Regions from separate parts of the Homo sapiens genome. Here regions 2 and 3 are each linked to region 1. A link is a contact called in ENCODE Hi-C or POLR2A ChIA-PET data. All regions are on one chromosome and are shown on one strand. The core of a region is the stretch at or near the end of the contact, and the rest is flanking DNA. Distances in the headings are between cores, read along the strand shown. Region 1 holds the start of COQ8A (coenzyme Q8A). Region 2 holds the start of RAB4A-AS1 (RAB4A antisense RNA 1). Region 3 holds the start of ABCB10 (ATP binding cassette subfamily B member 10).

What was found. Hi-C counts contacts between places; a loop is a spot of excess contacts on that map. ChIA-PET counts read pairs that join two places held with the same protein, here RNA polymerase II (POLR2A). Pooled maps may share reads with other maps.
Region 2: a pooled map shows a loop between it and region 1 (6-fold over the local background). The contact joins the promoter of RAB4A-AS1 here to the promoter of COQ8A in region 1. A Hi-C loop is called at or near these places in 2 of 50 pooled maps. POLR2A ChIA-PET finds 5 or more read pairs at or near these places in 2 of 52 experiments (activated B cell and activated T-cell).
Region 3: a loop to region 1 is called in a pooled map, with 6 times the contacts of the local background. The contact joins the promoter of ABCB10 here to the promoter of COQ8A in region 1. A Hi-C loop is called at or near these places in 4 of 50 pooled maps. POLR2A ChIA-PET finds 5 or more read pairs at or near these places in 2 of 52 experiments (CD8-positive, alpha-beta memory T cell and activated B cell).

What each region holds. Positions count from the first base shown.
Region 1 is chr1:226,938,979-226,942,048 of GRCh38, forward strand. COQ8A (coenzyme Q8A) reads left to right here and starts at 1,316. Exons shown (of 15, transcript NM_020247.5): 1 at 1,316-1,421. RefSeq lists enhancers at 1-677, 412-461, 652-751 and silencers at 1,022-1,331, 1,382-1,541.
Region 2 is chr1:229,269,644-229,272,662 of GRCh38, forward strand. It overlaps RAB4A-AS1 (RAB4A antisense RNA 1), which reads right to left and starts at 1,511. Exons shown (of 2, transcript NR_149313.1): 1 at 1,333-1,511. It overlaps RAB4A (RAB4A, member RAS oncogene family), which reads left to right and starts at 1,468. Exons shown (of 8, transcript NM_004578.4): 1 at 1,468-1,727. The coding sequence starts at 1,697. RefSeq lists silencers at 1,280-1,809, 1,850-2,009.
Region 3 is chr1:229,557,368-229,560,636 of GRCh38, forward strand. ABCB10 (ATP binding cassette subfamily B member 10) reads right to left here and starts at 1,340. Exons shown (of 13, transcript NM_012089.3): 1 at 769-1,340. The coding sequence starts at 1,285. RefSeq lists silencers at 550-999, 1,060-1,759 and an enhancer at 1,930-2,119.

The DNA.
Region 1 (3,070 bases), core at 66-2,565:
TATTGAAGCCACATGTTGCGATAAAGGGAGCAGGTAGGGCAACAGTTATGTATTTGGCGCTCAGTAAATCGGCACTTTACACAAGATAAGGTGAACATAGAGTGGAGATACTTCACCTTTAATCTGTAGCTATCTGCTTAGGAACAAAAGGAAAGGCAGTTGCATGACTCAGCTTTCAGTTTAATTTTTTTTCCTTTTGGCAGAGTGAATTTTCGTTTCACAATACCAAAAAAAAAAAAAAAAAAAAAGCGGGGGGAGGCTCAGAATAAGGAACAATCCTTTGGCTTGAGTATTTCATTTCATGAAAAACTAAATTGTTATTTCTTTTTTCCACAAGAACGATTAACAGAGCTGCAGACCAGTGTTTGGGGTCATCTGAGTGGAAATTGTCGAGCCGACTTTGGCTCATACGTTCCTTTTCTCGTTAAGGAGGGAGTGACGGGGCAAATCTGCGTGCTGCTGGTGGCGGTGCCTCCCAGGGCTGCTCGGCGGGGACGCCGAGGGCTGCACCCGAGCTCCATCCCGTGTTGGCTGCGCGCCCTCCAAAACCCCGGCTGTCAGCGACTGCGGGCACCTGCACGCCGACGAGACCGGCGGGCGGACAGCGACTCCGGTGAGGGTACTATCTCTCTACCCTCGGGGCGCGGGTGGCAGAGGCTTCCTGTTTTGAGGATGGCGCCACACAAAACAAGCATCCTTAGCCTGAAGGGCCCCGGCCGAAGGGCCGGAAGTGGAAGTGCGCGGCCTTGCCCGCCGCGTTTCCCCTCCTCGGAGTGCTTTTTGTGGACCCTGGGCAAGGGGCTCTTGCTACATAGAGAGGAGCAAAGAACAGGCATCGCCCGGTCCTTAAAGCGGCGGCACCCTCCACGCCCCGCAGTCGCGTCTGCTTGGTCCACAGCCTCCCCTCCCAGGCCCGCGCAGAGGCCCAGCAAGCACCAGTCTGGAGGCAACAAGCACGCAGGGGTGCCTTTGCGGCCACGCACACTGCATCGCAGTGAAAAAGGCTCCCGTTCTCAAGGCGCATGCGCGCAGGCCAGCAACTCCAAAGCCAGGCCTCCAGCCCCGGTTTGCTAGAGAGAAAGGTAGCCGGGAGGTGGGGAAAAGGAGAACAGGAGGGCCCTGTCCGCTAAGGTAGCCTCCCATTGGCTCCTCTTGCTCCGCTCTCGGTCGCGATTGGCTACGGGCCGGGAGCACGGGCCGAGCACGCTCCCACGCGCAGAGCGGCATTCGGCAGGCGGACGGCGGTGCAGCCAATGGGAGCGGCCCGCGGGGCGGGGCTTGTGAGCTGGGGCTCCCCCGGAGCGGGCGAGTTGGTAAACAGATCCGGAGCGCGTGGCGGGCGTCAGCGCGGTGGCCAGCGCGCAGAGGCGGGCGCGGAGGCGGCTAGAAGGTGACCGCGGATCCCAGCTTCCTGCAGCCAGGTAAGGCTGCCACCCGCCGGCCCGCCGCGTGCCCAGGCGCCGTCTGGCTGCGGCCAGAGCTGGGGTCAACACCCACCTCAGCCCTTCTTGCATTCTCTTCATGTGACAGCGCAGCTTCCCCGCGAGTTTCGCTGGCCGCGAGCCTCAGGTCCGGACGCAGTGGGGGCGCCTCAGTTGCAGGGTGGGTCCTCTGCAGCCGTCTCACGTCCCTGGGTCCACCTCAGCCCCTCGTTCCTGCTTCGGGGAGGAGACGAGGGCCACGTGCAGAGCCTTGGGTCCCTGGAACACGCCCGCTGCTTGCCCGACCGCCTTCCCGCTGCCGAATGCCCGTTGCCCATGCCCTTTGGTCGCCAATACAGCTTTGATGCTTCGCTTTCTAATAATGTTGTTCTTCACTCCCAGACCCCCTTGCACTGTGTGTCTGGGGCTCTAGGCTCGTTGCCGCTGGCTGCAGGTTTGGGTGAGAACTTTGACTTCCTTGGCTGGAGCCAGCTGTTGGGCTTCGCAGGTGGGAATTTTGTGTGAACTTGGGACAGGGGATCCTTTTTGATCCTTTCTTCCTTTCGCTTTTCTTTGGCCTTTCCTCTTCTCCAAACTCTGGGGGGTCTTGTGAGTGGTTTGGGCTTACTCCCCTAAACTCGAACCTTTCCGAGGCTCATTCTCACCCATTGCACAGAGGTAACAGCCCCTCTGCCAAACCCTCTTTGGGCGATGGGGAGTGCTGCAGGGGCAGGTTTGGGTGTTGGGACTCCCCATTTGGGTGAGAGATGTCAGGTTCCTGAAGGGTGAGAGGCTTGTGTGCAGTCTTCCAGCCTGAGTCGGGCCTACAGCCTGTTGAAAAACTTGTGCACGTTCACTTGGGCCTTGGATCTACGTGACAGGATTGAGTAGCTGGTCATGCCAGGCCTACCTGATTGCCAAAGGATTTGAACATTCCTTGATGCCAGCCTGCCAGTTGTCACGCTGTGGATGGGTAGGTCATCCTGGCAGGAGGGCTCTTGGGAGACTCTTCTTTTGGAGGAAGGCCTTTCTCCCGAGGAGAGACAAAAGGGGAGCTACAGGAGCAGCATCTGTAAGACTCAGGCGGCTGGGTGCGGTGGCTCACGCCTGTAATCCCAGCACTTTGGGAGTCCGAGGCGGGTGGATCACCGTAGGTCAGGAGTTCGAGACCAGCCTGGCCAAAATGGTGAAACCCCGTCTCTACCGAAAAAAAAAAAATACGAAAATTAGCCGGATGTGGTGGCGGGCGCCTATAATCCCAGCTACTCAGGAGGCTGAGGTGGGAGAATTGCTTGAACCTGGGAGGCAGAGGTTGCAGTGAGCCAAGATGGCGCCAGTGCACTCCCCTCTGGGCAACAGAGCGAGACTCAATCTCAAAAAAAAAAAAAAAAGGCTCAGGCAATGGCTTAGAGTGTTTTGTTCAGCCTTGCAAATGGTGCGGACTATGCAGAATCGTAATGATTTGGGGCCTAATGTTGAGCAACTCAAAGGAAAAGTGAACCAGGCAGAATGGGCACCTCCCTCAGAGCCAGTGTGTTATCTAAGACAAAGTTTTTCAACCTGTGGACTAATGACATTTTGGACCCATAATTCTTCGTTGTGGGAGACCTGGCCTATACATTGTAGGATGTGTAGCAGTATCCCTGGCT
Region 2 (3,019 bases), core at 261-2,760, 2.3 Mb after region 1:
ATGCAGAGAGACAAACAAGAAAGCAACAAATGATCTGAGCCACTGAACAAGAAATATATATAAAACAGTTTTAGGAATTACAGCTGTCACAACTTTTCACCATGGGGCCTTCTCTGTGATTTAGAAAAAACTGCATTTATTTGTTATTAGGATCGGAGACAAGAGAAAAATACCGACCCAAATAGCCACTGGGGAAGAGGGAAGCTCTGATGCCAATTTATGTGGAGGATGGAGCCAAACTGACTCACACACACACACACAAAAGTATGTACTGGCATTTTCCACACAGTCCAGGTCACTTGGGAGCTTAGCCAAGGATATTTTGAGCATTCGACTACCTATTGTGAACAAGGTTGGGAACTATGAGGCGCTATGTGGCCCTGATCAAGCTCAGATGGGCCAAATCCTCAACCAAAATTCTCTTTCCCATAAATGTTTATCTCTACATTTCCCACAGAAGGGGATTCTAACTCAGTTTTGCTTCTGAAACCAAACTATCCAAGGCCAGGTGAGATGACTCATGCCTGTAATCCCAGCAATTTGGGAGGCCAAGGAGGGAGGATGCTTGAACTCAGGAGTTCAAGACCAGCCTGGGCAACATAACAAGACCCCATCTCTACAAAAAATTTAAAAATTGGCGCGGTGTGGTCGTGTGAGCCCCTAGCCCCAGCTACTCAGGAGGCTGAGGCAGGAGAATCGGTTGGGCTGGGCTGACAGTGCCAGACCCTGTTAAAAAATAAAAATTAAAAAAACTCCTAAATTTGGAAACACATCCCCAGCTGAGGGCCGGGAGATACTTCTCAACCGTAATCCAGAACCCTCTAAAATGGGATGTGGAGAGGCTGCAGCCTGTAGTCTTGCGATGACCTTTTAGCACCTGGGCATCTTGCGCTTCTGTCATTCCGCCCACACCCGCTCAGCTCCATCCAAGAGGGCCCGGCAGTTTGGAGTGAAAGCTTAGCTTCCCAACGGGTAAATGAACCTGCCTCCCATTCACAGGGCGGCCTCTGGCTGGACACCTGGGGCCTACTGCCTCCTTGTTACACATTAACCAAGTTCTGGCCTCCATCGTAACAGCGTCAGGGAAGTTTTTTCCTGGCTGACAGCCGCAGATGATGACCGAAGACAACGTCTTAACTGAGACGGGCCAATTTGGCAAATGGACTGCTTTCCTCCCCAGTGCGGGCACCTTCCTCCTCTGTCCGGCAACTGGACCCCACTGTCCCCAGCCCTCTGTCACCCCCAAACCTGCCCACCGCCCGCCTCTACCCGACCCTCCCTCAGGGAAATCGGGACTCAGCCCCCAACGCCCCCACCTGCCGCTCTGCCCACCTCAGCGCACACCGCCAGAGCGCCCAGCCCGCGCACGTGCTTCCGGCGCGCGCCGAAGTCCTCACGCGCCCCGCCCCGGCCTCCCCGTGCGCACGCGCGAACGCGGGGTGGGCCGGGCCTCGCGTAGCCCATCTCCTCTTCCTCCTCGCGGTCGCGGCCGGACGGAGGGTGGAGGGCCCTGCGCCTGCGCGGAGCTGGAGTCCGGCTGGGCCGCAGCCGCTGGGAGACCGGCGGTTGCCGTGGGGACCGGTCGGGCCCCTCCCTCCTCCGGTCCCCCGCCCCAGGTCCTTCCCCACCGAGACGCGCCGGCGGACCGCGGGCGAGTGCAGCCGGTGACCCGGCGAGAGGCGGCGCCGCTCCCAAGATGTCGCAGACGGCCATGTCCGAAACCTACGGTACGAGGCCCGGGCTGGCGGGGCGCGCGGGTCGGGCCGCGGGGGGCGTCGGTGGCGCGGGGCCGGGCCTGGGCTGCGGGGGTCTTGAGGGTGGCGGTGGCGCCGGCCGGAGCCGGGGGACGGATCTCGGAGGTGTCTGGGCTTGGGACCGGGATGGGGGACGCGGGCCGCTGGGGGCTCGGGTGGGGTAGCGGGTGCGCGGGGCGCGGGGGCGCTGTGCACAGCGCATTGGCGTGATCCGCCTTTTCAAGTTTCCTCTTGCTCTTTCTCTGCTCTTGCACTCTTAGCGCTTTTCCCCTCTCAGTCTAATGTAAATAACTGAAGGTTTGAAAAGCCAGCTTGATGTTCGGTTTCAGCTGCGATATTATCCCCAGCGAGCCTGTGAAGGGCTTAGGGCGACGCCTGTGTTCCTCAAATACTTCAGTTTGACCTTTCCTGGTTTGGAATTCCTTGCTTTACATTGGGATTACAGTGAGGAGTTATTAATAGGCTAATTCATTCATCTCTTCCTCCGGAGACCTCTTGCTTCGTTTATTTCTCCCTCCCTCTCAGTGTTTTTTAGCCTTTTCTGGGTTGCATTTTGGCTATTTATAAACATGTCTTGTCTCCTTCTTAAGACCGTAAGCACCTTGGAAGCAAAGCCCTGGCTGTTTAATCTTTGTTTCCCCTGCAGCACCCAGACCTGGAGGTGCTTGACAAATACTGTTTTGAATAAGCGAAAGCTTTCCCAGTGCATATGCTGTGTGCTTTTTTTTTTTTCTCCCCTTTTTTGGCCTTGCGTGGTAAGAATAAACAACTTGTACTTTGTATCAGAGTTGAATATTAATAGATGTTTACCAGTCCCTAATCACTCTTTCAGATGTATGTATTCTCAGATTAAGACTTTGATTTGGAGTTTTACAGTCCCAGAGAGAGGCTCAAGTTCAAAATTACATACCTCAAGCCAAATTAGTCCTGTCTCCATCTGTCCTGGCATGCTGCTTCCTTCTCTGCAACAAATACTGTGGAATGGCATTAGGGAAGCGAGCACCGTGCTGGGAGGGCTGTACATCCTGCAGAAACACAGCAGACACGGCTCTGGTCTCATGGAGCGTAGTCTATTGAGGGAATGCAGTATTAATCCAATTGTGATACTAATGAGTGAATAATTAAAAACCAGGCAAGAGTTCTGAAGGAGTGTGGTCCGTGAAAGTGTGTTAGAAAGAAAGATGACCCAGACAGGGGTGTCAGGGAGGCATTAACCAGGCAGCACGCAGAACATCTCAGGCCTGTGGGAAGGGTAACTCAAGAAG
Region 3 (3,269 bases), core at 90-2,589, 2.6 Mb after region 1:
GTAAACCCAGGGCCCAGTCCAGAATGAGGGCTCAACAGATGTTTATAGAAGGAGTGAAGATTTAGAGAAATCGAAAAAATTTTAGATCTTACAAGGCCCTTGCATCTAAACACTCCTCCAATTATGGCTAAAAAATGAGGAGCTATAGAAAACTGTCCTATTTAAATTTTGTTTCTAAAAACATTCATTTTGGCTTCTTTTAAAAAAGTTACTCAATTACTGAACAGATCACTGGTGTGGCCTGTTGAACACAGTGCTGTAACTTCCTGCACAAGAGACAAGTCTGAAAGTTTTGCTTTCCGCTGTGAAAGCATTGGTGACTGCTTGACAGACTCGCTTGAAGCAAATAATGTGTTTTTGGTTAAAAAAAAAAAGTATAAACGCCTAATAACAAAATAGGCATATTTTTGGCTAGAATTTTTTTTTCCAAGGAAAAACCTCCAGCTCATTTTGCTGCCTAAGCCAAAACAGATGCTCCCACTAAGTTGGTGGTGGAACAGACCCAAAGATTCCAATAATGACATATATAACGTGTGTCAACAAGAAAACAAGTGTAAAATCTGCAAACGAGTCCCCAGCTAAGGCGAAATCTTGACAACGCTACTCTGAGGTGAGCGATCCCCTCCCTCCTCCGGGGTTAGGAGTGGCCCAGGAGAGGCGGCGGTGACACGCGCTCTGCGGCCCGGCCGTGTCCCTCTCGGCGCCCCGGGACCCCGCGTGTGGAGAAGGAGAGGCCCGGCGGAGGGAAGTGGCCGGGGAGGACCCTACCTGCCAGCCTCCGGCGCTCAGGGTACGCCAGCCCCAGGAGCTTCCGGGCCTCCGGGAGTCCGGCCGCTGCGGGGCGCAGCCGCCCCTTGTCCCCGGGAGGCGCCGCCGGCCCGCGCCGCCAGGCCTCGTCCCCTGCCCAGGCAGCGGCTGCGGGACCGCCCGGGAACCGGGCGCGCGGGAGCCGAGGAGCGCCTGGCCCGGCAAAAGCCCCGCACCTGCAGCTGCCGGGGCCGCGAGCCCACAGCCCCAGGAGCCGCGCGAGGCCCAGGACGCCCCGCGAGGCGCCCGGACCCCCGCCCCGGCAGCCGCTCCTCCAGCGGCGCGCGGCTCCAACGCCCCAGAGCAGCGCGGGCCCCGCGCCCCATAGCCGCGCCGGCCTCAGGCCAGTGAACGGCGATAGGGACCCGGGAACGCGGCTGGCCGCGGCCCACACGCAGGCTACCGGCAGGAGCCGACCTGGCTCGGCAGGGCTCGGTGGCTCGAGCAGCCGCAGCGGCCAGGCAGGGGGGCCTCGCATGGCGCTGCGTGCGACCCGTACGCCTCAGCCCGCCGGCCAGGCGCGCGCAAAGCCCGAGGACCCTCCCGGCCCGGCCCCGAGCAAAGGGCGTGGACGCGGTGGCGCCCGCCCCTCCCCGCTGGCTGTCACCCGCCTTATCGTGCCTGCACCCTCGGGCTGCGCCCGCCCCCGCCCCATCCTCGTCCGCGCGGTGCCGCGCCTCTCCGCCCCACTCCGGGGACTGCAGCTACCCGGACCTTGCAAGCCACCCTTCCGAGCGCCCCCAACCCGCTCGGGTGCCCTCCCTGCAGCGCCCCCAACTGCCCGCTGGCGGAGGAGCGCCGGGCGCGCCAGCTGGGACGAGGCCCGGGAAGCCCAGGAGCACGGCTGCGCCTGCGTACTGGGCGCAGGGAACTTTTTCGCGCTTCGCCGTCCCCTCTGGTCTGAACTTGGGAACGACACGAGCTCTTTCTCACGCCGGCAGACCGGGCGGAGCGCGCAGACGCGACCACACGATGGCCGGCACAAAGATGGGGCGGGAGGACAGCGTGCTGGATACGGCGTGGGGCGGGTCCGCGGCCCGGGAGACCCATGCTGGGGCGGCCCTGTCACTCGTCTCGCTGCCAAGCACAGGGCTGAGGTGCGGAGGGACCACTGAGAGGACTTCGCTGCGTGTCAGCTCAGCTCTGGACGGCGTGGAGGAGGTGGTTGGCGAATAGTGAAATGTATATAACTTTGAGAAGGGAAGAGATCGTTTCTTTTTTTTCTTTTTTTTTTTTTTCTTGAGACGATCTCGGCTCACTGCAACCTCTGCCTCCCAGGTTCAAGTGATTCTCCCTTCTCAGCCTCCCAAGTAGCTGGGATTACAGGCATACGCCACCACACCCGGCTGATTTTGTATTTTTAGTAGAGACGGGGTTTTACCATGTTGGTCAGGCTCTTTTCGAACTCCTGACCTCAGGTGATCCGCCCGCGTCAGCCTCCCAAAGTGCTGGGATTGCAGGCGTGAGCCACCGTGCCCGGCCTGAGATCGTTTCTTAACTAGAGCAGAAATTTGAAGACAGGCGTGGTCGAGGCATTCCCGCTGTTCGAAGTGGAAAACACTAATCAGAAGGCAATGCATCTTAATACACGTGCATGGAAAGACAGGAGAGAACATTAAAACTCACTGGGACACTTTATGGAGACTTCATGGGGGCGGGGGGGGATATGTACCTGAGGTCCAGTGAGTCGTGGGTAGATTTTTGTAGACTCCTAGGTATTTTTACTGGACCTGGACAGGGTACTGTCAGTTGCAAATTTTATGGGTTCACAAAATAAAAAAACCTCAATAATCAACATAAACATTTTAGTGCAATATTTTTAAAAATCAAAATTAATTTAAAAAATCCGTAATGAACAAAATATAAAAAATTTTGATTGAGTATCCACTCCTGACCTTTCACAATCCTGCCTCTCTTCTCTCGCTCTAATCCCAGCCCTGGAAACTTTATTTACAAAAACTGACAGCAGCTGCCCTTAGTTTGGCAGCTGGAAAATGGGAAAGAGAAAGTAAGAGGAAGGTGAGATTTGGGTTAAAGTTGTCACTTTCTCTTCAACTGGGAGGGTATCAATCCTTGATGTTTCTTTAGTTGGGCTCAAAAAGGAGGTAGCGGCCGGGCGCGGTGGCTCACACCTGTAATCCCAACATTTTGGGAGGCTGAGGCGGGCGAATCACGAGGTCAGGAGTTCGAGACCAGCCTGACCGACGTGGTGAAACCCCGTCCCTACTAAAAATACAAAAATTAGCCAGGTGTGGTGGAGCGTGCCTGTAATCCCAGCTACGCAGGAGGCTGAGGCAGGAGAATTGCTTGAACCCGGGAGGCGGAGGTTGCAGTGAGCTGAGATGGTGCCACACCGCACTCCAGCCTGGGAGACAGAGCAAGACTCCGTCTCAAAAAAAAAAAAGAAAAGAAAAAAAAAGAGGAGGTAGCGGCCAGGCGGTGGCTCACACCTGTAATCCCAA